3 separate regions of the Homo sapiens genome follow, and regions 1 and 3 are each linked to region 2. A link is a contact called in ENCODE Hi-C or POLR2A ChIA-PET data. All regions are on one chromosome and are shown on one strand. The core of a region is the stretch at or near the end of the contact, and the rest is flanking DNA. Distances in the headings are between cores, read along the strand shown.

The links. Hi-C counts contacts between places; a loop is a spot of excess contacts on that map. ChIA-PET counts read pairs that join two places held with the same protein, here RNA polymerase II (POLR2A). Pooled maps may share reads with other maps.
Region 1: a loop to region 2 is called in a pooled map, with 4 times the contacts of the local background. The contact joins two enhancer-like sites. A Hi-C loop is called at or near these places in 1 of 168 maps with a recorded cell type or tissue (Caco-2), 14 of 37 single-sample maps with no recorded cell type and 13 of 50 pooled maps.
Region 3: a loop to region 2 is called in a map of PC-3, with 5 times the contacts of the local background. The contact joins two enhancer-like sites. A Hi-C loop is called at or near these places in 1 of 168 maps with a recorded cell type or tissue (PC-3), 12 of 37 single-sample maps with no recorded cell type and 10 of 50 pooled maps. POLR2A ChIA-PET finds 5 or more read pairs at or near these places in 1 of 52 experiments (naive thymus-derived CD4-positive, alpha-beta T cell).

The regions. Positions count from the first base shown.
Region 1 is chr2:111,056,086-111,059,652 of GRCh38, reverse strand. All of the region lies in intron 16 of ACOXL (acyl-CoA oxidase like), which reads right to left. Among named protein-coding and RNA genes, the nearest start is that of ACOXL-AS1, 58 kb to the left of the region's middle. RefSeq lists an enhancer at 2,159-2,358. Within about 2 kb of position 1,417, at least 2 of the 41 ENCODE cell types and tissues checked have a DNase peak (open chromatin) inside an H3K27ac peak, as active enhancers do.
Region 2 is chr2:110,806,205-110,809,939 of GRCh38, reverse strand. The region is part of intron 9 of ACOXL (acyl-CoA oxidase like); the gene reads right to left. Among named protein-coding and RNA genes, the nearest start is that of ACOXL, 75 kb to the right of the region's middle. Within about 2 kb of position 2,244, at least 2 of the 41 ENCODE cell types and tissues checked have a DNase peak (open chromatin) inside an H3K27ac peak, as active enhancers do.
Region 3 is chr2:111,030,411-111,034,428 of GRCh38, reverse strand. ACOXL (acyl-CoA oxidase like) reads right to left here. Exons shown (of 18, transcript NM_001142807.4): 15 at 2,715-2,802. Among named protein-coding and RNA genes, the nearest start is that of ACOXL-AS1, 83 kb to the left of the region's middle. RefSeq lists an enhancer at 843-2,042. Within about 2 kb of position 1,593, at least 8 of the 41 ENCODE cell types and tissues checked have a DNase peak (open chromatin) inside an H3K27ac peak, as active enhancers do.

The sequences.
Region 1 (3,567 bases), core at 168-2,667, 250 kb before region 2:
GTTCCTAGCTTGGTCTACTTTCTAGTTCTTACCTTTCAGAATCTTTTATGTTTGTTTTAAACGTAATGTCCAGTGTTTTTAGTTGGACTTAGCAGAAGGAATAGGGATGAGTATGTCTCCAGCATCTTCCTGGGAAAAATGTGCATTTTTGAAATATATATTGTATGGTTGGGTGTTATTTTTCATCCAATCTGAGAGCCTTCCACTTTTAATAGAAGGTTTGTCTCACTTATGTAATAAATCTTAATCCTGATATTGAATGTTATGTTTTGTGTACTTTCAAAATGTAACACATTAATCAATTATCAATAGGCTGTTATTAGCTGCCCTTTCCATCAGGCAAGGTTTTCAGGAACACACCAAGTTGCCTTGTTCCCATCCCAATTCCAGTTTTTTACTATTATTATTATTTTATAGAGACAGAGTCTTGCTGTATTGCCCAGGCTAGAGTACAGTGGTTCAATCATACCTTAATGTAACCTCAAATTTCTAGGTTCAGGTGATTCCCCAGCCTCAACCTCCTGAATAACTGGAACTACAGGCATGTACCACCTTGCCTGGCTAATTTACTTTTTAGAATTTTTTGTAGAGATCTATGTTGCCCAGGCTGGTCTTGAACTCCTGGCCTCAAGTGATCCTTCTTCCTCAGCCTCCCAAAGTGCTGGGATTATAGGCATGAGACACTGCCCTGGCTCATCCTGTCATTTTTACAGTTCTAGAAGAGATAAAGGTGGAAAGATTTTCCCAAAGATGAAAACATTCCATCAGGAGACCCAAGAAGAGGAAGTGATTGGTTGACTGGGGCCTTCATGGTGGCCATTTTTCTGACATTTCATCCAGAACTAATTCCCTCCCTCCTTTTTTTATCCTTCCCTTCCTTGCTTCTTGTGTACTGGGCATTTTCCTGGGTTCTGGGAGAGGAAGGGAGCAGATCAAACCAGTATTTTTCTTTTTCCCCATCTCAAAGTTTTTATCTATGGTGCTTTGTGGGTTTCTTTTTTTCCAATAGACTTTTGAACATTGTGAAATTAGCCAAAAAGAAAGCAGCTAAAATTTAGTAAGGGCAAGAGGAAGAGTTAAGCAGGTGCAGAGAGCAGAAATCTTCAAGTCTCTTAACGTTTCCAGTTTTTAATCAGGGTGCAAATGTGGTTGGTTGACGGCAGGGAGCTGCTTCAGTGTGACTGCTAGGCTTTGCTGCCTTCGTCAATCCATCCAGCGTGACTTCCCATATAACTTTAGTGTTTACATCCCCCTCACTGTGTGCTGAAAAGTCTGGGATCCCCCTAGACACCTGGTAATTCTGTTAATGTCTGCTAGTCTGGATCCATATCTCAGAAGCTCCCTGATGGAATTTCTCCGTGCTCTTGGCAAGTCACAAAAGAGATGTCTCCTGGGAACTTTAGCATCTTGATCTCTATTTAAATGGTGAAATGATAAGTCTTGGCCAGGCCCTGTTCTCTCCTCCCACTAACTTTAGTCTCCGAGAGCCAAATTTTGCTCTCAGTTTCCTATATATGACTTCTACCAAATCCTTCTAATTTTCTTTTGTCTCTAGTGATTTCCTCTCCTGCTGTCCTGTCTTCTAAAGCAGTCTGAAATGAAATCTGCCCCCAGAGCTGTGCACAGAGGAAATGGAGAACAGATCATTCAAGAAGGAACACCCCACCCGCAAGCCGTGCTAGACTCGCATGGGTAGGCATCCCCAAAGCGTTGCACCCTCCACGCCTGGGCGGCTCGCTGCTTTTCTGAACACCAGGATTTGTACTTCCTAGCTGGTTCTCCATTTAGATACTTATTTAGATGCTTGACAATGAAGTATCAAGGAGCAGAGCAGGTGTAATGTCCTCATATACTGCTGCCATCTGTGCGCTCATATGCTCCTCTTAGGCAGTCGGGCACATGTAGAGCTTGCTTCTGATGGCATTTGGATTGGAAAGACATTGGCCCATTTCTCCTTATAGCAGAACTTTGTGGAGGAGCTAGGCGAAGTGTAAATGCACAGACAGCAGAGCAGATCTGTTTGTGGCAAGAGAGGGAACCCCTCTGCCTTCCCCCTCCTAATCCCCTACCACCCCTCTCCCTCTCTACTCCTGGCCCCTGGCCTGGACACCATGCTTTCAGAATAATTCTAGAGCAACTATTAGCTGTTGATGGCTTCTGCTGCATTCCCTCCCAGAGACACCTAACTTTGACATTAACTACTGGAAGGCCCGTAAAGTCTTCCGAGCCAAGGAAGGAATATTGAATGCTATAATTTCAAGACAGCTATAGGTCAGCTGGGGAAATGTGCACAGCAAGAATGGAAGTTTCTGGATACCCCTCCCCTGGGAAGGCAGCTGTCTGGGGCCCCTATTTTGGCAGTCAGCTCTCAAGGCATGCATCAGTGCACCTGAAACACTCTATAAATGGAAAAGTCAGAACACAACGTGTCACATCGACACCACCAGCATGCACAGTGGAACCCACACAGTTGGTTAAATTTAAATTCCTGCAGAGACATGGGGACTTAGCTCAAATATCACCTCCTCAGGGGAGTCTTCCCTAAACCCAGGTTGAGTTGAGTGCCCAACTGAGTGCTCCACTAGCTTCCCAAATTCCTTTGCTCTCGGCACTTAGCCCACTCCAAGGTGCTGAAGTGTCTGTCTCACCTATTTGTCAAGGAGCTACCTGAGGGTGAGGGCCACATTTTATGGATATTTGTGCCCTCAGTGCCTAGCACAGTGCTGGACACATAGTAGGCACTCAAAAATGTTTCCGAAGAGGGACCATGCCAGCTGCGTCCAGAAAGCCACCAAAATGACCCTTTTGCTGACTTACTATGGAGCCTGGCATACTACCATGAAATTTTTTTTTTTTTTTTTTTTGGAGACAGAGTCTTGCTCTGTCACCCAGGCTGAAGTGCAGTGGTGCGATCTCGGCTCACTGCAACCTCCGCCTCCTGGGTTAAAGCGATTCTCCTGCCTCAGCCTCCTGAGTAGCTGGGACTACAGGCATGTGCCACCACACCCGGCTAATTTTTTGTATTTTTAGTAGAGATGGGGTTTCACCGTGTTAGCCAGGATGGTCTCTATCTCCTGACCTCATGATCCACCCACCTCAGCCTCCCAAAGTGCTGGGATTACAGGCGTGAGCCACCATGCCTGGCCTAAATATATATATATTTTTTTGAGTTAAAAAGTTAGCCCTATGCCTCAAAGATCCCTTTCCAAAACTGAAGCTCATTAGGAGGGATAATTGTTACCAATAATTTGGGGGGTTGGTTTGAGCTGAGCTTTGCAGAATACTTGACATAGGCTTGGCACTTGCAGGGGACCTCTAGGAGTGAAGAGAGTGAAGTATCCCGGGCTTCAATGGCATAGGAATGAGAGAAAACCATTTGTTGCTAGAAGTGTAGGTCTGAAACCTGATTTCTATGTCACCAGTAGTTCTTCTCCCAACTTTTTTTTTTTTTTAAAGTTGGGGTCTTGCTGTGTCACACAGGCTGGAGGGCAGTGGCATAAACATAGCTCACTGCCACCTCGAACTCCTGAGCTCAAACAATGCTCCTGCCTTAGCCTCCAAATCTTT
Region 2 (3,735 bases), core at 995-3,494:
TGAAGGGGCAATCCCAAGCAAGACCTCACAGCAGTGGCAGCATGCAGCCTGCTGTGCTCACCTAACACAGCACAGGCCCACAGAGCCACACCACCACTCCATGTGCGGTGAGAAGGGCCCACACTGGCCACTGACCAACCCTGGCTGGCTCTCAAGGGGACTCAGATGCCCTCAACCTCCTCTTCATTGCTCAAGTCTTCCATGAACCCTTGCAGTCAGAAGGTCACAAAAGGGTTACTCAAGGATGCAATAACCCATTTCAAACCCCCATCAACAGCAGGGAGAGACTCTCCCATGCCTTGCTGAGACCCTTCACTCATACCCAACAATGCACACCGTAGGAAAAGATTGTGTGTCTATCGCCGGTTCTGAGAATCCCCTGAAGCCAGTTTCTTCCCTTTGCTCTCCCTGAAGCTCCTGGTGCTGGGAAAAGCTACCCCCATCTCATATGTGGCACGCTGTACAACTTGGAGATCATCGTTCAGGCTCTCAGGACTGGCTGAGTTGTCTGCCGCCCAGCACCCACGTGCCTGAAAAAACAGCCCAGAATGCTGGTTGCACTCAGCATGCAGCCCCGCAGCTCAGCTGCTGCATGTGACTCTGCAGCCCCAGCCCTGGGCACACTCCCAGACCACCAGGGCCACACTGCCAAGTGTAGGTGAGCACGACCCCAGTGCCTGCTTACAGCACAATGCACGAGTGTGTACACATGAAGCACATACTATGGGGAGCAGTGTCTGCGACAGAGAGGAAGAAAGAAAGAAGACTCCTGGTTCTGGACAGAAGGGCCACGTGGAGTTAGATCAAAGAGGCAGCAACATCCTCCTTCCCACTCAACATGGACCCGGCAGTGGGGGCTGGTATGTGGGAGCACAAGAACCAACATGCACTGAGGGCTTCCCTCTGCTAAGAGATAAGCCAGGGGCTTTGGATGTGAATCCTGATTCAGACCTCATTCACTCTTTCCACTCCTATTTGCTGTTTGTCTGCTATGTGCCCAGCCCTGTGTGTGAAGCTGAACACACAGCAGTGGATGAGGCTGGCAGGGCCCCAGCTGCGTGGAGCTTTTAGGCTAGTGAAGGAGACAGAACCCACCTATTGCACATGAGTTGCTACACTCATGAGTTGTAATACATGCTGCAAGTGGGGAGTCCAGTGCCTTGGGAACAGGTGTCAGAGGAACCACATGCAGGCTGAGGCCTTTCTGAAGAAGGGACAGTCATACAAGCTCTGAAATGTACATGAAAACAACCCATGCAAAAGGGGGGCATCCCCAGCTGGATGGTAGCACATGTAAGCCCCCTCCCACAGTGGCACAGGGGAGAGACAGAAATGAGGCCAGAGGGACAGAGGCCCAGTGGAGAGAGGGGGTACAGTGAGGAGTCATGAAGGATCCTGGATACAGAAACAGAACTTGGGCCTTGATCCTGGGGACCCAGGGAGTGACAAGGGGGCTGAGACAGTGCTGATATTTCACAACCACATCCATGTGTTCTGTGCAGGGGTCTCAAGGAGCAGAGCCCATGGCAGCAGTGTCACCCGGGAACCCAGAAATGCAGACTCTCCACCCCACCCCAGAGCTGCAGAATCACACATCCTGGGGGTAGGACCTAGCTACTGTGCAGCACCTAATTTACAAGATGAGCTTGTCTTAGCTAAAATATTTACCTCTGCGCAAAATCAACCCAAGAGAATGGGCCAGACCTCATTTACACTTCTCACTCTTTCAGGTGCCCAGCTTCCTCCTTCTGAAAAGGTTTCCCAGCCTCCCAGCACAGGCTGCAGAGGTCTCCCAAGCCCCCACTCCCTCCCCTCCCAAACACATTTGCTTCCTTCTCCTCGTGTTCTTGGTAATCACTTAATTTGGTGTGGCATTTCTGACACAAATTAGATGATGGTCAATATGGCAAGGCTTTAAGAGAAAACCTGAAAGTTCCAAGGAATGCCATGGAAATGAAAGAGAACCATGAAAAATATGACATTTGGGCAAAGTTTAAAATGACCGGGCACGCTCAGCCTTGAGTGAATGTCACTGTGGGGAGCTGCGGTGACAGTTTTTTAATACACAAGGAACGCACGTAGGAGAAACGGATCCATTTTTCCACTCATCAGCAAGAGCAGAAGGAGAAGGACCATCTTAGGTTTCAGCCGGGAAAACATATGTCATGTGTTTGAGCCATAGGAGAGGAAGAGCTGCCAAGAGGGCCGGTGAGATCATCCTCACCAGAGACGCTGGAGATGAGATCACAGCGGCCCGGGTCACTGTCCGGCAGGGTGCCTGGACCCTGCTGGCTCTGTGCGGGGTCTTCCCACTGCCTGACAATCCCATTGCCTGGCAAGGTCTGGATAGGCAGGGCAGGTGCTAACTCCGGGTTACTGTGGTTTGCTTCAGACACCTGGGAATTCAAAGGACACTATGCATCTCTGCAAAACATTGCACATTGCCTTGTTACTTGGAGGCGAGGGTACCCAGCATTTGTTTCATGGGAATGCCCATGTCTTCCTTTCCTTTAGCCAACTCCTGTCTTCCCAGTAACGGCAGCAGCAGCAACAAAAACAACAACAACAACCATCACACAAATAACAGCTGTCAGCTATGGAGCATCGCTCTGGGCCAGCGCTGCACACACACCCTTCACTCATGGCTCACCACCATCCTAAGACCCATTTCACACATGAAGAAACTGAGCCCTAGAGAGCGCTATGGCCTGTTCACGGCCCCAGTGCTGGTCATGGGCAGGATGAGGGCTGAGCCCAGGGCTTTCCTGCCCACGATCATGATCACGTCTCCGTGTTGCCGGGAATGAAGTCTGCACATGAGACAACCAATAAAGGAACTGATGCGAATGTGGCCCCCAAGACCCTCCTGGGCCTGGCAGGGGCTGGTCCATGATAACATCCAGTAGAACGGAGAACAGGAACCTTTTAGGAATCACCCACTGTGGCTCCTCTCCCTGGGACACCACCCCCACCCCGCTCCAGATCTGGTGATATTTAAAACCAAGGCCCTCCTGGAAGGCTCCCACCTCTGCCTGGTCTGGTCTGCACCACCCCACACCTTGCCCCACACAACCCCACTGTGGACCCCAATGAGCCTGCAGGGCTGCTGGCGGCATGGACGTCCTTCACACATCATCACCCCATCAAAACCAGCAAGAGTGCAAGGTTTCCCAGGAGCCTGCCTGGCCGCTGACCACCTTGCGTTTTTTATATGCGCCCAGCACTCTCCTCAGAGGGCCCCTGAGTCAGGATGGTCTGCAGGCTACTGCAATTAGAGGGGATATTGTGCAGAGACTGCTATCACAGCTTCAGCTAACCCTGCATCCGATGTTTAACCAATCTTCCCTTTCATGCAATCCTAGGCTCGTCTGGCTTTTCTATTTTTGCCTCTCTCTGGAGTCCTGAGGATGGCTGAAATGGCTTCTGTTGCAGACCTGAGGAACCAGTTTTCCTCGGCACTCTGATGCTGTCTGTGCTGGTGCCTTCACCACAAGGCTTTCTGGGGCCTCATTCAATATCAGACAGTTCAGCCAAGGGACCTGAGCCCCTCCTGACCTGGGACTTCAGACCTGAACACCCACCCGGCCCCACTGAAAGAACCACCACAAAACAAGCACAGGAACTGGGGTGCACGGGCGGGCACGAGGCCAGGCCGCGTACGCGTGTTGATGGCCACAGCTGTGCCCCCTCACAGGAAGCATCATAAGGGGAAGCCCGGGTCAGGACAGGCCATCT
Region 3 (4,018 bases), core at 344-2,843, 230 kb before region 2:
TTCTCCGGGTGTGAAGACCTCATACACTCAGACTTAACCTGTTTCATTTTCCTCTTTTTCTTCCCTTTAAGGAACAAGGTCGAAAATGTTCTACTTTGGTTATAAGAACTAAGGTTTTCCTAGAGTAGTGATTAGCAGTAATAAAAAGGTTTTATTAAACATTAACAAAGAGCCAGATGCAAAGGCAAGAGCTTTGGAGCGTTGTCTCATTTAATATTTCCAACAGCCCCACGAGGTAAATATCATGCTCTCTACATTTTATAAATGAGGAAGAAACTGAAGCTCAGAGAGGGTTTGTAACTCACTCACAGTCACACAGCTGGTAGAGGTAAAGCCGGGATCTGAACCTGGTGACCTGACTCCAGAGCCCCCATCCTCAGTCCTCACTAAGCTCCACTGTGCTCTCAGCAAGCAGGCTGTGCAGCCCAAGGCTCAACTGTCATGTTTCTAAGGTGAAATGAATTGTGCAGTGATTCTTTGACTTCCCCCTTCCTTTTCAAACTTGATCACATTTCTGAATGCTTAGAAGTTTTGCACCAGGAGTCCATATAGTCCATCCTCATGTCCCAGGAAGGGCGATATCTGTGGTCAGTACATAGGGGCCCAGAGGGAGGAGCCAGGGCCACACCACCCCTGAGAGTGAAGCCAGTACAAGTCTACCTACAGTGAATGAGAAGGCCCAAGACACAGTCGCCTTCAATCAGGGTGTCTCAAGTACTGTTTCATACCCCAGATATGTTTCAACCCGATCGGCAAATCTGAAGAAATAACCCACCAACAGAAGAAGGGTGGTTTACATAAATTTCTTAAAGGAATGAGGTTGATGCTGAGTGTATGGAGATAGTCCAGGGAAGTAGACACACTGTGGGCTCTAGGGTCTGGAGCAGGTCACAGGGGACACTCAGATCTCCAGCCAGGCCTGAGGACACGAGCTGTCTTGATAGTGTGACTTCCTGCAACCTCCTAATTATAACTGAATTCTATCTGAAGATATGCTCGTAGAACAGATAGGGCATGTACTGATGACTTGGTGGCTGGATTTTCTTTCTGATGAATAAACTGGCATTTAGATTTAAATATGACTCATTTTTGAGTTCAATTAAGATAAGTCAGTTTCTCTGAGCCTGATACACTGTGGGTGGGCAATACATTAAAAATGTTGAGTCTGCAAATGACGGGACCCAATCCTGTGCCTTCATGACCCATAGTCCCTGATGCTCCTGGTCCCTCTCCTCGCTCCTCCTCCATGTCCCAGGAAGCAGAAAGTGGAACTCAGTCAGAATCAGGAAGGCCAATGCGGTCATGGTCATTTCAGAGTGTGGTCACTGGGTGGAGACCAGTCTCTGGGGAGGTGTTCCCATGGGGCCCCTGCTTCCCGTCCCATGAGAAACCTGTGCTCTCGGCACGTTTACTCCAGAGCCCTGTGTTAGGAGGCTCACCCAAAGGTGCAAGGTCCCAAGAGCTGGTCCTTAGAAGGAAGGAAGAAGCTGGGCTCAGTCTGAGCCTAAAGCACTCACTCCAATCCAGCTCTCATCAGAGCTCCTAGGGCGGCTCCCACACATTCCTGCAGGTATAGTCACATGGCACTGAATCACATGCACTTTGCTCTTTTGGAACTGCCCAGTCAGGGAGGAAGGGGGATGGTCAGGCTGGGAGGTTGTGTTGGACGCAGGCACACTCCTAGGTTCCTGGCCATAATACCTGCCCTGATCCCACCGAGGAGCCCATCTCCATCCCATGAGATAGTGCCCCAGATGCAAGCTGTGGTATGACCAAACCCAGCCCTCCCAGGGCCAGCAGTGACCCAGTGTGATGAAAAATCCCATAAAGCTACCAACTCAGTGAACAACTGGCCTTTCTCTTTTAACAGCTTCTTCCCATAGATCAGGACATGATGAGAAACAAACTGACGATTCTTGAAATTAAACAATAATTTCAATGATAAGCCGTCATGGATCTTACTTGGTGTTCAGTGTTTCATTTTATTTTGCTATTTTGGTCGACTGAAGCCAAAATGAATACTCAAGTTTCTCAATCTCAGCATTACTGTCATTTGGGGCTAGATAATTCTTGGTTGCAGGGGAGCGGTCTGTGCCCTGTAGCATGTTAGCAGTATCCCTGGCCTCCACCCACTGCGCACCAGTGGCACTACCCCTCTCAGTGTGACAACCAAAAACGTCTCTAAACATTGCCAAACATCCAAACGTTGCAAAATTGCCCCTGGTTGAGAACCACTGCTTTAGAAGGTTGACCCAGTTTCTTGCTAATTTGATGATGAGGTCTAAGTAATTCTGGCACTTAAAATTCCTCAGGCAGGACCCCTGTTAAAACACTCTCACTTTATCTGTGTGCACACCCTCCCGTTTAGGAACGAGATCATGGTCAGGCAGAGGGCCACTTCTGAGGGACAGGCATTTTGCCAACTGGCTCCTGTCAAGTGCTTCGTGTGATTGTCAGGTTGTGTTAAGTGAGCTGTTCCTGACTGGTTTAGCATCAGGCTTTGTGGGTGTCATATGGTCAGTGTTCCTAGTAAGTTGGGAGTTGATTTACCACAAGCTTCAAGTCTCTGTAAGTCACTTGGGGCCCTAAATTCAACACACGGACTGTCCCTTCCCTGTGTGTTGGGACTGTCCTTTCCCTGCAGAGCTGTGTCTCCAGGGACCCGTAGACCCCTGAGTCACTCAATTACAAATATTCAACAGGAGCCAACTGACCTCGGTGAGTGTGTGCCAGGGACAGAGAAGCCACGTGGTGCAGACACGAGTTCCAGGCATGGAAAAAATCCTCCTTCTTGGTCTTTACCTGTCCAATCGACAGAAGAAAAATCACCATTGAGGATATTGTGAGAGAGTCTAACTTAATAGCAAGACAGACGGCAAACATCCAAATTTTCAGTACTACATTAAGCATGGACACAGTGCAGAACCTTCTGTAGGCTGGCCTCTGTGACCTGCAAAAACTGCTTGTTAGATGAATAAATATCATACATGTAGAGAAGCCCTGTTTCCATGCTTATATTAATTTATACTAATGGAGGTCACAGACGTTAGAGAAACACGTGAAGGGGAGAATGCAGGCACAGATCAAGTGAGGCTGTTCTGATTGGGTCACTTACTGCCTGAAGAATTCAAAATACCAGAACAAACTACTTGAATCTAATCCTCAACATAACCAGCCCACGTTCCCTCCTTCCTTCCCTTGCAGTCAGGAGCTTCCATTTGTTTCCAAAGTGTTTCTCAAACATGTTATGTCTCAAGAATTGGCACTGACTAGCTGCCATGTTTGATATATGTGAGGAATTAACATAAACCTGGAGATAGGATCCAGAGTGATGGGGATGTCATTTATGCATGTGACAAATAGCTTTTCTGCATCTACTCTGTGCAAGATAGTCTTTCAATCACTCTAATGAAGCGAGTCTTTTTTCTTTGCTTTGTGTTTTAGTTGGAGGGAAGTGAGGACATATTAATATAACTAGAGTAAAATAAGAATGAAGAAGGCACAGAGAACAGAAAGATACCGAATCACAAAACTAGTAATTACCATCATTTAGGAGGAGCTGAAGGTCTCAGATTCTTATCTGACCAGACAGGAGAGTTAAATGTGGCCCGTAAAACTTTTCTTTGTTCCTTCTTGACTTTCTTTGTTTCGAAAACCACATGGGTTTAATACTTAAACTTTTAGCATTTTTTTTTTTGTGCTCAAGGAAATAACTCAAATAGAAAGTTACACTCAATGTATCTGCTTCTCATTTGTATTTAACTCACACCCTGACGTGCCCTCTCAGTTAAATAGTTACTTGCTTCCCTGCAGCTCTGCGGTTTCTGCGGGGCCTGGAGATCCACATGTAAAATCCCTGCTGTAACACAGTGCTTTGTGCTCCGGTGGAAAAACAGCGCTGCTGAAAGCCTCTACCCATGTATAATTTAGCAACATCACCTGGGGCCGCAGGCACAGTTTGGAGGACAATGTCATGGGTGCCTCGGGATCCACACCTAACTGGGGCATCTCATGACAA